2 separate regions of the Homo sapiens genome follow, and region 2 is linked to region 1. A link is an interaction called in ENCODE POLR2A ChIA-PET data of the cell type or tissue named here. Cell type or tissue: MCF 10A. All regions are shown on one strand. Each heading gives the region's core, and the rest is flanking DNA. Links, peaks and the distances in the headings are about the cores only. Region 1 has its middle 9.9 kb from the start of LINC00384. Region 2 overlaps UBE2L5 (ubiquitin conjugating enzyme E2 L5).

Region 1 (7,150 bases), core at 704-5,703:
AGACCTATACCAACTGTAAAAACAAATTTTTTTTTGAGACAAGGTCTTGCTCTGTTACCCAGGCTGGAGTGCAGTGGCATGATCATAGCTCACTGCAACCTCAACCTTCCGGGCTCAAGTGATCCCTCCATCTCAGCCTCCTGAGTAAGTGGGACAGTGGGACTACAGGCTTGTGCCACCATGCCCAGCTTTTTTTTTTTTTTTTTTTTTTTTTTTTTTTTTTTTTTTTTTTAGACACGGGGTCTTGCTGTGTTGCAAAGCAGCTCTTGAACTCCTAGGCTCAAGTGATCTTCCTGTCTTGGCCTCCCAAAGTGTTGGGGTTGCAGGCATGAGCCACCATGCCCAGCCTAAAAACAGACTTCTACTGCAAATAAATTGGTACAGCAGCCTTTCCTGAGCCTTAAAGCATTCCAGTTCCCAGAGGGTAGGGGTTCAGCATGATATGAGACACAGTGAGGCCCAGGTGTGGGTGAGTGTCTGTTTCATTCCTTACTTGGTGATAAACACAGTTGAAAGCTTGATGGTTTCTGTTCATATCAAAATGTCCTCGGGTCAAAACAAGAGTAAAGCGAGTGTGTCGGAATGTCCCTGGTAACAAAATGACTGTGTCAAATTGACGAGAATCCTCTTGAGAGAGGCCTAGGGGACAACTGGAGGCCTGAGTCGGAAACAGCCTCTGCCAGGGGGCCGCTCAAATCCATATCCTTCTGCTGCTGCATAGACCAAGCTTGTTCCCTGCGATCTACCTGTTCTCGCTTGAGTCTATAGCCACATTGAGATAAATTGCACAATGGATGCTGATCGGGGGGATGTTTTGAGAGCTGGGTCCATGCCAACAACTCCAGAGTAAACTGAAGGCAGCCAGCTGGGTGGGCACAAGCCTTCGTAAACCAGATCAGCTGTGGCTGCAACAGAGTCTCTAGGGGTCATGAGCAGCCTCATTCATACCAAGGAAAACCTCGGGCCACATCTGGGCAGAGGTTCTCCCCAGACCCCCCACGGCCCCCGTAATGACAAATACTTTTTGTCATTTGTAACTTTCCTTTATTTTCCTGAAATAGATTTTTAAAAAATCCTTATATTACTCTAACATTAATATAAATAGAAACTATAAGGAAAGGAATTGATAATAATACATTCCACTTAAAAAAATATAAAGGCTCAGGCATGTCTAACCAGACAACCTAACAAGGAGCTCAGAAGCTTGGACATACGTGTAAAGTCACTATGAATGGGACCACAAATGCAGACTGAACTTTTCCAATCACAAGTCGGATGCCATGAGCGGAGCCGCTGTTGACATGTATTTCTGAAATTGTGAACAGCTCTTGGGAGGGTTCTGAAATAAACTTGGTAGTTGCACTTCTGAAAATTTCAGTTTATATTTAAACAGTTCAAAAATGCTTCGTGTTTTTATGTAAAATGCAGTTTGTTTCTAAGCTTAGATGATTGTAAACATCAATATCCCAAGGACTCGAGAAAACTCTTCATTGTGTGGGTGGTCCCTCACGTTTCAGGACGTCTAGTGTCCCTGGTGACATTCCTGCATTATGGCTTCTAGAAATGTCTCCTTCCCCAAATGGTAGTTCTGTCCCCGCTGGGAATCAACTTACATGGATGGTGAGTCTTTGCTTCCTAAACCTCAGTCTGGCGAAGAGCTTGGTGCTCGACCTTCATTTCACCTTCTTTTCTTCTTCCTCTTCTTCCTTTTCTCAGAGGGCACCAGCAGCTCTCTGGCTTTCTTGGGGGTGGTCAGCTCTTCACTCATGGTGGTCTCCTCACTTCCCTTCCCTGCTGCAGTGGAGAAGGCTACTTTCTCTTCCAATGACCACTGATTTTTATTTGATTACCAGAAGACAGCAGATCTTGTCTTGAAAATCTTGGACCAGTTCCCCAATGCTGTGCTAGACAACTTGTGAGTGGCACTCCCAGATGTCACAACCAACAATCTCCTGAACACCTTCTCCTTCCAACTCAGCAATTACTGTTAGTTCTACTATCCTTAGGTCTAGCAGTGTAGAAGTGTTCTTCCCCTAATTTCTCTGAAATAGACTAAATAGTGGACATGAAATTTCTGCGTGTATAAGAATGACCTAGAAAGTGTGCATGAATTTCAGATTCTCAGGGCTTGCCCCCAGAGATGTGAATCCAGTGAGTGTGGGAGCCTGCATTTTTAACAAGCAGCTCCAGCCTGCACTTTTTGAGACACTGTCTGGTTCTGCAGATGGGTGTGGAGGTGATAAGGTCTTCATCAAAATAGACTGGGAGGGGTCCACCCCGGTAATTAGGGACTCCAAAGTGGATATCCACTTAGGGTCTTGCACCTTGTCTGGGACACTAATACACATGTATATGGCACGGGGGGTGGTGGAGGTCTGTGGCACAGACTTCTATGCATTCTCCCCTCCTTTTAGAACTTACCTCAGTTTTTTGCTGGGCACAAGACAGTCTGCCTGTATTAAAGACTACATTGTCCAGACTCCCTTTCAGCTAGGCATGGCCATGTGACAGAATTGTGGCCAATGGAATGTAAGCAGAAGTGGTGGCTACAACTTCCAGGAAGTGGAAGTTTAAGAAGAGGGGCTGTGCCCTTTTATTTCCTTTCTCTTTCCTACTTGCAGGAATAGGGTGTAGATACCCTAGGAGACCTCAGGAACAGAAGACACAGAAGATCTGCTGGATGGAAGCAGCCTGGGTCCCTGGCTCTGCAGTCTCCATAACTGCCTGGGATGTACTGACCAACTCCAGCCTTTGAGGGAATATTAGAGAGACAAAGACTTCCATCTTGTTTAAGCCACTGCTATTTTGTTTTGATTTTTTCAGTGACTCATAGTTGAAGCCAAAGTTTCCTAATACTTTGTCTCAGCTGAAAATGAACCAGCGCTCGGCTTAGGATTTAGCTGTCAGGAGAGCTGCCCAAAGGGTCTGAAGTTCCTTCTGGGCAATTGCTTCCCTTAAAGGAAGAACGCGGTCTCTCCCCACCCTGCACCCCATAGGAAGAGTGTCTGTGGCCATCAGTTCCCTGGCCACATTTCTTCTCTGTCCCTGCCTTTCCCACAGTTCACACACCCTAAGATTGAGTCTGGGGTCAGGTGGCTGGGGGTGATGGTGGAGGTCTAGATAAGCAAACCAGGCAGAAGAAAGGGGAGGGGTGTCAGGTGCTTCTGGCATTGGCTCAGGATCTGAAGACTTTGATGCATCAGCGGGGCCCAAGCTTCCGGTGAAAATGGGGTGCCCTTCCCAGATCCAAGGAGGGCCCCAGTGCCCCTGACACTCCCTTGGAGTAGCCTCAGGACAGCAGCCACTGCTTGCCAGGAGCTCACAGCCTCAGGAACACCAGCAACAGCAGGAGCACAGGAGTGGGAGGAGTCCCAGTGGGCAGCTTGGGGTGCTCCTGAGGGCACCTCACACATCCTTAGAGACCCTGAGAAGTAAGCCAGGGAGGCCATTCCAGGCCCTGCAAAACATCAGATGGAGCCGGGGCAGGAGGGACACCCAATCTCAGGGACGTGGCTTGGGGAATGCAGGCCCCTTGAGAAGCCTTGCTGGGTCTGTGTACAAGCTGGTCTGCCAGGCCACATGTGGACACCCCCCTGTGGAGGACGCGCCCCGCCAAGCTCTGCTCCAGCCACCTTCCCCCGCCCACTGCACACTTCCCCGGCCGCTGTCTGGTCTGAAGGACGTGTCTGTTTATAAGAGGCTCTGCTTGCCCTGGAGGTTCAGAGCATGCTTTTCCTTTTCCCTCTGCATGTGCGCACACCTCCGGCAGAAGCAGAGAAAAGGGCTTAATGACTCATGGAGACACATGCTTGGCAGCTTCTTCTGTTTCTTTTCATGTGCCAAACAAGACACCCATGGAAATGGCCCTGTGGTTTTTGAATGGAGGCCCTATAAAATCACAACATCTGATATTCCTGATCTAGGGACTTGCAGGAATCCTGAAGCTGAATTCCAGAGCAAGGTTTCAAAGAAAGCCTGCAGGAAGAGGCAGCTGTGACGGGGCTTGGCAAGCAGGCTGGACTGGTAGCACTTTTGTGGCTCCCTGTCAAGGGCGGTGGGGTTGGATGATGCCCTCTGGGACAGAGTTGAGGGTTGGAGCATTCTCTGAATATTTCAGGAAATCACCGACTGTGACCTCACGGCTCTTTGGCTGTGTGTTTTCATTAAGCTTAACCTGTGTCTGGACTGATGGAGAAACTTGTGGATTCCCCAGCAGAATACTCAGCTGGGGTTTTAGACCACAGGAAGCTATTTTCATGGTTAGAAAAAAAGGATCTGGGGCTGGGTGTTGGTGGCTCATGCTTGTAATCTCAGTACTTTGGGAGGCTGAGGCAGGAGGATCACTTGAAGCTGGAAGTTCAAGACCAGCCTGGGCAACATAGTGAGACCCTGTCTCTACAAAAAATTTTTAAAGATTAGCTGGGCGTGGTAGTGTGCACCTGCAGTCCTAGCTACTTGAGAGACTAAGGCAGGAGGACTGCTTGAGCCCAGGAGGTTGAGGCTGCTGTGAGCTATAATTGAGCCATGGCACTCCAGCCTGGGTGACAGAGCAACACCCTGTCTCTAAAAAAGAAAAAAAAATGCATAGCTGGTACCATCCTCCTGAGCCTTTCCTATCATATGTAGAGATCTCCTGGCAGCCCCTCGTGAGAGCTGTTCTTTCCTCTCAGAACTGTCTTTTCTGGACTAAAATGTCCAGGAGCTGCTTCCAGGTTGCCTGGGATACCAAATGGCTTAATAACCCTGATGAGGCTGAGAGAGTATAAAACGATGATCAAAAGGAGCATCTGCCCTCGAGATGTCCTCTGAGCTTGGCAGAAGATTTCATGTTTGAGCAAGTGAATCATCTGACCTGCGAGCCACCCTCTAAAAGCCAGGGTGTGAAAGAAATCAGGCCAGGTCAGAGAAATCAGGCTGCGGGCAAATGGGGATGCTAATAAAAATAGGAAACGTGACATTCCACTGTACCTGTGCTCTTATTCATAAATCCGAGTGCCTCCAGAACTGTGAGATGTTCAGGTGTTTGGAACACATGGAGCCCCCCCTTTCCGTTCCCCCCACACATGTCCGGTAATTTATCTACACATCTGACTATGCAGACCAAAGGAAAAGACCATCTCGGTCTAGCAATGACAAGGTGCAGAACACCTTACTCAGGCAAAACACCTTCCCTCTCTGGTTCTCAGTCTCTTCAGGTGAAAATGAGGGGGTCTGACTGGCTGTTCTGTGGGTTTCCTTTCAGTTCTCAATGCTTTATGACTCCAAGATTTTTTTCAGATCAATTTCTTGAGACAATCAAATATTGACTAAGGCAGGCGCAATGATAAGCACTGGAGATACACGGTGAATACGACGGTATCCCAGCTTCAGAGCCCAGTGGGTAACACAGGTGCAGAAGTCAATTCTTAGAACCCAGTGAGGTGAAGGAGACCAGAGTGACAGGCAAGTTGCTTATGGGCGCACAGAAGAGGGTGTTCTGCTGAGTGTTCAGGGCAGGACGTGGGTGCTGCGTCTGGAGGGTGGGTAGCAGGCCTCCTGCAGGTGGTCACGAGCTCCGACAGGGGATGGGAAGTGGGGGTCTGCACATTGTTCATTACGAAAGAGGAACGAGGACATTCCAGGACCTGAGGCTGAGTGGTGAGGGACCTTGTGGCACGATCAGATTTGTATTCTCAGGTCATCATGTGGGCAGCGTGGAGGCTGTTTTTTTTTTTTTTTTTTTTTTTTTTTTTTTTTTAAGACGGAGTCTCGCTCTGTTGCCCAGGCTGGAGTGCAGTGGCGCCATCTTGGCTCACTGCAAGCTCCGCCTCCCGGGTTCACGCCATTCTCCTGCCTCAGCCTCCCGAGTAGCTGGGACTACAGGCGGCCGCCACCACACCTGGCAAATTTTTTGTATTTTTAGTAGAGACAGGGTTTCACTGTGTTAGCCAGGATGATCTCGATCTCCTGACCTCGTGATCCGCCTGCCTCGGCCTCCCAAAGTCCTGGGATTACAGGTGTGAACCACCACGCCCGGCCGAGGCTGTTTTGGAGGAAGCAAGACTGAGAGCTTGGAGACCAGATAGCAGATTGTTACTGTAATCCGTGTGGAAGCAAGTAATAGCCTGTGCTAAGGAGGTGACGTAGAAGGAGGTGCGGGAGGAGGATGCAGCTGTGGGAGGAGGTGGGGTCTACAGGGCTTGGGTGGTTGATGGGATCTGGTGAGCGGGTGAAGCGCAGGAGTCAGGATGAGGCCTGGAGTTTAGACGACCAGCTGGACAGCGTAGCCATTGGCCTGGAGAAGGAAGAGAGAGGAAGAGCAGATTCCGGTATTGGGGTGGGTAGCTTACCTGTGCATTTGGGATCTGCTGTGATGAGGGTGACTGGAGGGCGCCCGGGTAAATGGATGTGTCCAACAGAGAGCTCAGGACATGCGCCTGTGCATTGGGAGACCGATGGGACCAAGACACAGACTTGGGGGTTGGCAGCACACAGTAGGCTGCATAGAGATGAAACTGCCTGAGGAAAGTGTGTGGAGGGAGAGGAAGGCACCCCCAGGCTGGGTCCTGGGGGTGTCAAGGTTTGGAGATAAACACTGGAGGTGACAGATACCCTAAACACCCCGACATGATCATCACACAGTCTAGGCATCCATCAAAACAGCACACGTACCCCATAAATACATGCACTTATTGTGTATCAATAAAAAAGATTCGCAGAGCAGAATGAGTAAGGATAGTTAACAAAGGAGACCCTCTCAGCCTAGAGGAGGACGGGGACCCAGGTATGACATGAAACCCAAGGGCCACAGTTGAGAGGGAGAGCGGCCGGACATCAAGCAGCACTGAGAAGATTCGGCAGAAGCAGCGGAATTGAGCGATGGACCAACACCATTCACCACCTCAGAGGGTGGAAGAGAGTCTCTGAGAGGAGGAAAGAGAAGAGAGAGTGCCCATGCTGTCCCCACTTTTTTAAGAGTTAGCAACAGTGTATTGTACATTGTATTTGTTTTTTTTTTCTTTTATTTTAAGTTCTGGGATACATGTGCAAAATGTGCAGGTTTGTTACATAGGTATACATGTGCCCTGGTGGTTTGCTGCACCTTTCAACCCCTCATCTAGGTTTTGAGTCCTGCACGCATTAGGTATTTGTCCTAATGCTTTCCCTCCCC
Region 2 (7,150 bases), core at 2,121-7,120, 290 kb before region 1:
TCTGGACTTTTGCCTCCATATCCAGGCTCTGGCCAGCCACATTATCTGTAAGGCTTTTTACCCTTCTATAAAAACTAAGTCTGGCCAGGTACGGTGACTCACGTCTGTAATCTCGGCACTTTGGGAGGCCGAGGCAGGTGGATCACTTGAGGTCAGGAGATTGAGACCAGCCTGGCCAACATGGCGAAACCCCATCTCTACTAAAAATAGAAAAATTAGCCGGCATGGTGGCTCACGCCTGTAATCCCAGCTACTCAGGAGGCTGAGGCAAGAGAATCACTTGAACTTGGGAGGAGGAGGTTGCAGTGAGCCAAGATCGTGCCAGTGCACTCCAGCCTGGGTGACAGAGCGAGACTCAGTCTTGAAAAACAAACAAACAAACAACAACAACAACCAAAAAAAACCCAAAAAACACAACCAAGCCAAGTCTATCTGATCATGTGAGTCTGTGTGACTCCATTACAGTTGGATTGGCCTCTTGGGGGTGATGGCCTCAAATACTTCTCAAATACAGAGAAAACAAGTTGATTCTAAAATGATGGAAAAGAAGGGGCCCCCACAAGCATCTCTCCTTCACCTCACCTTTTCTGCTTTGCTGTTGTGGATATCCAAAAATATATGGGTGTTCAGGTATATTACCTCACTTTAGGATTAAAAAGTCCATTGTTTTACTTTTGTTTTCTGAGTTTTTTGTTGGTGGTGGTGGTGGTGGTGGTGTTGGTGGTGGTGGTGGTGGTTTTTGGTTTTGTTTTTTTCCAGAGACAAGGTCTTTCTCTTTTGCCTAGGCTGGAGTGCAGTGGTGCCATCATAGTTCAATGCAGCCTCAAATTCCTGGGCTCCAGTGATGCTCCTGCCTTAGCCTCCTGAGTAGCTGGGACTATAGGCATGCACCACTATGCCTCACTAACTTTTTTTTTAGTTTTTTTAGAGATGGGGTTTTGCTATCTTGTCCAGGCTGGTCTTGAACTCCTGGCCTCAAGTGGTCCTCCCACCTCAGCCTCCCAAAGTGCTGGGATTACAGGTGTAAGCCACTGCACCTGGCCACCAAGTATATTTTTAAATGAGGTTTATGAAATAGGTCACGGAATACTTTCTCATATCTAAACATAGACTTTTTAGTGATAATTGGTTATTGATGAGTTCAAGAAACCACTTGTCTCTGATTCTCATGTTCTAAATAGGTGGTCCAGTTGTGCAAATTAGCCTGAAACTACATATGCACAGCCTAAAATGGGGTAAGGGTTGGAGGCTCCTCAAAGGCAGGGTGTAGGTCCCCTTTACAGTTGTATCTCCAGACCCAAGTGCAGCTTTTGGTCATTGGACGTGTTCAATAAAGTTTGTTGGACAACTTAATGAAAGAGTAAACAAATTAAATTTCTGGTTCTCCAAGCTTTTCTTTTTTGTTTTTTTTTTTTTTTTTTTTTTTTTTTGAGACAGAGTCTTGCTCTGTCGCCCAGGCTGGAGTGCAGTGGCGCGATCTCGGTTCACTGCAACCTCTGCCTCCCCAGTTCAAGTAATTCTCCTGCCTCAGCCTCCTGAGTAGCTGGGACTACAGGTGCCTACCACCGAGTCCAGCTAATTATTGTATTTTTAGTAGAGACGGGGTTTCACCATCTTGGCCAGGCTGGTCTTGAACTACTGACCTCGTGATCCACCCGCCTCAGACTTCCAAAGTGCTGGGATTACAGGCATGAGCCACCGCACCTGGCCCCTCCAAGCTTTTCATGGTAATAGAAGAGTATCTTAATACAGAAACAGGCATTTGTGTTTTCTTTTTTCTTCTTTTTTTTTCTTTTTTGAGATAAGGTCTTGCTCTGTCATCCAGGCTGGGATATAGTGGCATAATCATAGTTTGCTGCAGTCTCAACCTCCCAGGCTCAAGTGATCTTCTCACTTCAGCCTCTCAAGCAGCTGGGATCACAGGCATGTGCCACCATAGTTGGCAAACTTTTTTTTGTATTTTTTGTAGAGATGAGGGTCTCACTATGTTGCCCAGGCTGGTCTTAAACTCCTATGCTTAAGTGATCCATCCACCTTGGCTTCTCAACGTGCTGGGATTACAGACATTTGTGTTTTATGAAGTTGTGTCTCTCAAACTTGATGGTCTAGTGGCTACTTTGGTGAGTCCGAAAAATCAACCAAACAAAAAAACAGAAAACAAAAAACCCTTTTAAATTTTTCTAACCTTTTCTAATAGTCACTGCATAGCATCTTCCCATGTGTAAAGGCATATCCTTTGAACTTTAGAGGGTGACGTGGGCATGAGTCTCTGTACCTCATGGATTCCTCAGAATTCTATGTGATTCTGAAATGTTGACCTATTTCTCTTGCTAGTGAGCAAGAGAAATACTGAGGCCAGTAAACTAGCTGTCTTAGCGCCTCACCTCTTCTGGACATATCGCTGGTAAAGCCCATTTCCAAGTGTCTTGCACTAGTGGAGATGTGTGTTGTATGGTGTCCTCATCAAGAAAAAACACATGTTTGCTTGCTGAAATTTTGGACAATTTCCTTCTAACAAAGGCCCTTGCCTGCCTGTCTTTAAAATCCCAGCCTGGGGTAGGCACGGTGGCTCACATCTGTAATCCTAGTGCTTTGGGAGGCTGAGGCGGGATGATCACTTGAGGCCGAAGTTCGAGACCAGCCTGGACAATATAGTGAGACCCTGTCTCTACAAAAAATGTTTAAAAGAAATTAGCCAGCATGGTGGCACATGCCTGTAGTCCCAGCTACTCTGGAGGCTGAGGCAGAAGGATCATTTGAACCCAGGAGCTCAAGGTTACAGTGAGCTATGATCATGCCACTGCACTGCACTCCAGCCTGGGCAACAGAGACCCTGCCTGTAAAATAAATAAATAAATAATAAAAAAAATTAGAATCCCAGCCTGACTTATGACTAAATTTGTTCACTAAGTGGTGAGAGATGCTAACATTAAGTGCTGGTATATATGCTGCATCAGAGATGGCCCTTCCAACAACCATGTGTTGTGAAACTATTTTATGCATGTGGTCCACTAGTAGGAAAAGGCATTCTAGTCAGTACTGTCAAGAGTTCAGGCAGAGGCATGACATATGTATATTTTAAAGAAGGAGCAACAGTTGGGAATGGACAAAAGACACAGCCAGGGCACCCTCAGAAGCCTGTAATTATACTAGTAACCAAACCTTCCCATAGGAGAGCTCATTTTCAGAGAGGTGAAACTGCATCTGAAGACATGTTTCTGAGACATGAATACTGAGATTGCTTTACCTAGGCATTGGCAATAAAACATCTTTATGTTGATCACATCTTTCCCAGAGACATCAGAAAAGAACATGACTCACCTCATTGGTCTAAAAAGGACACTCTGCTTCCCTTCTTAAAACCTTCCATGGTGTTGTTCCACTTTTGGTTTTGAATTATAGAAAGATGAATATTTTTGTCCCTGAGCCAGGAAGGCTGTGTGCCACGTGTCTTTTACACAGCAGCTACATTTCACAAAAAAGTGTTTTTTACCTGATTTTTCCTGTGGCATTTTAGAAATTTGCACTGGACTTTCTAACATTCATTTCTTCTGTCCCCAAGGCACCATCGTGAGTCAGTGGGAGGAAAAACATTAACTTCACTTAAGCCTGGAGAAAGGTTGAGTGGCATGTCCAGAATCACACAGTGACTCAGAATACCTGCCTGGGCAGTTTCTTCATCTGTTAGAAGGTTCACTTTTCAAACAGCAGGAGATATTTATTCATTTTGGAAGTCTCTTCTGTTGTGTTTCTAAATGGTCAACCTCTAGATTAAGGGAGGAAATCACCCAGTTTTCACTAGCTACCACAAGCCAACACAGTGAACATAAAAGCTTGTAGAAAGATTATTCCCTCAGGATAAATCAATAGTTGGTTATCATCATGCTTGAGAAGTGTTTTTGGAAGTGAGCTCAAGCTTTGGAAATTGATTTCATAGAGCAGGTCGGTGTCCTCATGACCACCTGCACCCCAACAGTGTCCCTGCAAGACAAACACCCTGGAGGAGCAAGACCAACATCATTGCCCACCTGACATTTAAAAATTTTCTCATATTTGGGTGAAAGCTGACTTTTCAAATATCTGGTTCACCACTTTTTCAGTCTTTTCTTAGATGCTTGCATTGTAGAAAAATGTTAGGTAGAGAATTAAGGCAATTTAACAATCACTTTCCACACTCCAGAAGTTTAGGATACCACCTTTAGGCCAGCTCATGTTTTTAATCAACTCATGATAACTATTGGTTCTAAATGAAAAGTTTCCCTTTTTATTGTTTAGCTGTGGTTGAAATTTGCATTTTCTCTGAATCAATAAAATAATCTTAGAAGTTGGTTGGCATCCTCTCAGATTTTCCTGCTCCTGTTGGGGCACAAAAATTCTCTTTGGTTCTACTTTACCCTTTGCATGTTAAGCAATCCTAGTTCCCTTACCTCTCCTGATCCTTTCCCCTCTCCTTCCAGCTGATGGCTCCTCTCTCATCCTGCTGGGAGGTTCCTGACTACGTTCTCTGGGGTAGTTCAGAAATCTACCCTCACCAGCAGCCCTCACTCTCCAAAACAAAAACCAGACAACTCTTGGTTTGGTACTTTATTATGCTAAAAATAAAATAAAGAAAAAAAGAAGCACAAAATGACTCATACACATTCCCTCAGACTAACAGGGGGAGTGACTCACCTTCCCTCCTCAGCATGTATCACTCACGTCTTATGGGTTAGGACATGGAATCATGTGTAGGTTTCTCTGCCACTTTCTAGAGCCAGTTAAATTCTAAGATCCTCAAAAGTTTAGTAGTCATAAACTGATTATTAAATGCTTAGGCATCAAATATGGTAATGAAACGAAAATAGGTCTTCCATGAAGACACTGGCTACAACAATGACCAGAGAAGAAAATCCCTGGAATCTTAACATGGTGATTTCTCGTTGCTCACCAAGATGTGTGGGTTTCCCTTCACTGATGATACTCAGGCGAGCTACTCCTACTGCCCATGACAAAGAGAACTCAAGAAGGCAAACTTTCTTTACAAGTTAAAGGTAAAATAAGCTAGATTTATCTTTTTGACAAGTTTAAAATATATACTTAGAATATAATTTATAAAATGCTTAATCTGCTGACTCCAGAGCCTGCAGTGCAGGGTGGGGTGGGGGTGGGCAGCTGCCCACTACACCAGCAGAGCAAGAGTGCAGAGGTGCGGCTCTGCCTCCCACCCCCTTCTGTTCAGACACCCAAGGGGCCCCATGCACCCCTGAAATCACACAACTAGTTTCTACAGATTTTAGATACAAGAAATTATAGACACTGGCTTCAGTTATTCAAAAGCAAGAGCTTGGGCTTTTTGATCCTTTAATTAAAGTTCTTGTTCCAAAAAACATGTGCAAACACAACCTTTAACAGCTCAATTTCTAAAAATTATTTCATAAAAGGAGGAGAGTGAACAATCCTCTATGTATATGTTCTACAGGACAAATCTTATCACCAATTACTAAAGCAGGGAAGTGCAGCTTGTCAAAAAGTCCTTACTGGAGAGGCGGTGGGGGATGGGGGATGGAGAATATGAAAATGTCATTAAGGATGAGAGCCTAGACACTATAAAAGATGCAGCACCTCAGAGCAGCCCAGCCAAAATGAGAGGTGGCAAAGCTACTCTTTTGTCTGTGAAATTTGCATGCGTTTCATTTCCTTTACCAATGCCACCTGAGTCCAAGCCACCTCACCTTCTGTTGTCTCCATTTCAGCCTAAAGACACCCCAATTATGGTGTGAATTCCAGGTATTTCAATCAATTTTTTTTTGTGGGGGGGGGACAGAGTTTTGCTCTTGTTGCCCAGGCTGGAGTGCAATGGCGCAATCTGGGCTCACTGCAGCCTCTGCCTCCAGGGTCCAAACGATTATCCTGCCTCAGCCTCCTGAGTAGCTGGGATTACAGGAGTCTGCCACCACGCCCGGCTACTTTTATTTGTTTATTTATTTTATTTTTAATAGAGATGGGGTTTCACCACGTTGGCCAGGCTGGTCTCGAACTCCTGACCTCAGGTGATCCACCCACCTCAGCTTCCCAAAGTGATAGCATTACAGGTGTGAGCCACCAAACCCGGCTCGCAGGTATTTCAATCTAAATGTCAGTTCAACGGGAAACATCAATTAAAACAAAAATGGATTTCCTACGACTCATCGAATTCCTGTGGCCACTCTCATCCCATCTCCTATCTACATCCACCAAAAAAAAAAAAAAAAAAGCAAGGAATATAGCATACAATCTCTTTTCTTTTATGTTCTCTAAGTAAACCCTGGGTTCTGGTAGGACACTGTGTCAACATCCTGATGTCTGAACTCTTATCCCGTTAGGGTAGCCAGATTTTATGTTTTTAAAACAACAACTAGTCCAGTGTATAGTTCCGTCTATTAATGGCCACTTTTTTTTTTTTTAAGAACATCTTAAATTTTTAATCCTTTCTTTACAGGTTACCTAGACCACTTTTAATTAAGAAAACTGTAGAAAGTTAGTAACTGCTGCAAGCGAACGCCAGACGGTGGCACGTATCAATTTCCACAGAGTCCTGCTTTGCGGGGTGTCTGAATGTACTGCACGGGGTCTCTGCTCACACTTGCTGGAACCAATCGTGGCACATTTTAGTCCACAGGTCGCTTTTCCCCATATTTCTTTGTAAACTCTTCAGCATTCTTACAGAATTTTTTACGGTCGTTAGAGTATTCTTCAGCTAGGTCAGCCCGAAGCGGGTGCTCGGGCTGCGGGTCATTCACCAGTGCTATGAGGGACTGGATTACTTGGTCGGTTTTGGTTGCTGGCTTCCAGTTTTCAGCACTAATTACTGGCAGACAGACCTGCCCCTTTTCGTCGATGTTCGGGTGATAGATCTTTGTTTTAAATGTGATCCTCGGTGGTTTGAATGGGTACTCTGCTGGAAAGTTGATTTCGATTCTGAAGGCCCCCTTATTATACGGAGGGTTGTCAGGAACAATAAGCCCTTGCCAAGTCAATAAATTAGCTTCATCAACCTGGATGTTACGGAAGTTTTCCATTCCACATTTGCGGATTTCTTCAAGCTCCTTCATCAGCCTCCTGCTGGCCGCCATCTTGGATTTGGTGCTGCTTCTTTCCCAGAATGCATCGTGGTAACGGCCACTTTTAATGG

The links. ChIA-PET counts read pairs that join two places held together with the same protein. Peaks named below come from ENCODE experiments on the same cell type or tissue, not always from the same donor. Only the 100,000 strongest peaks of a DNase experiment are listed, where the experiment ranks them.
Region 2: POLR2A ChIA-PET joins it to region 1 with 6 read pairs; 7 of 35 experiments call an interaction of 5 or more read pairs at or near these places.

The regions. Positions count from the first base shown.
Region 1 is chr13:30,139,573-30,146,722 of GRCh38, reverse strand. No RefSeq gene overlaps it. Among named protein-coding and RNA genes, the nearest start is that of LINC00384, 9.9 kb to the left of the region's middle. RefSeq lists an enhancer at 269-698. In MCF 10A, for the core only: no CTCF peak of the experiment used is centred there; DNase peaks (open chromatin) are centred at 2,872, 3,772 and 4,132.
Region 2 is chr13:30,427,932-30,435,081 of GRCh38, reverse strand. It overlaps UBE2L5 (ubiquitin conjugating enzyme E2 L5), which reads right to left. Exons shown (of 4, transcript NM_001355247.2): 4 at 5,324-7,150. The coding sequence starts at 7,091. The coding sequence ends at 6,627. Among named protein-coding and RNA genes, the nearest start is that of UBE2L5, 9.0 kb to the right of the region's middle. In MCF 10A, for the core only: no CTCF peak of the experiment used is centred there; DNase peaks (open chromatin) are centred at 3,611 and 4,671.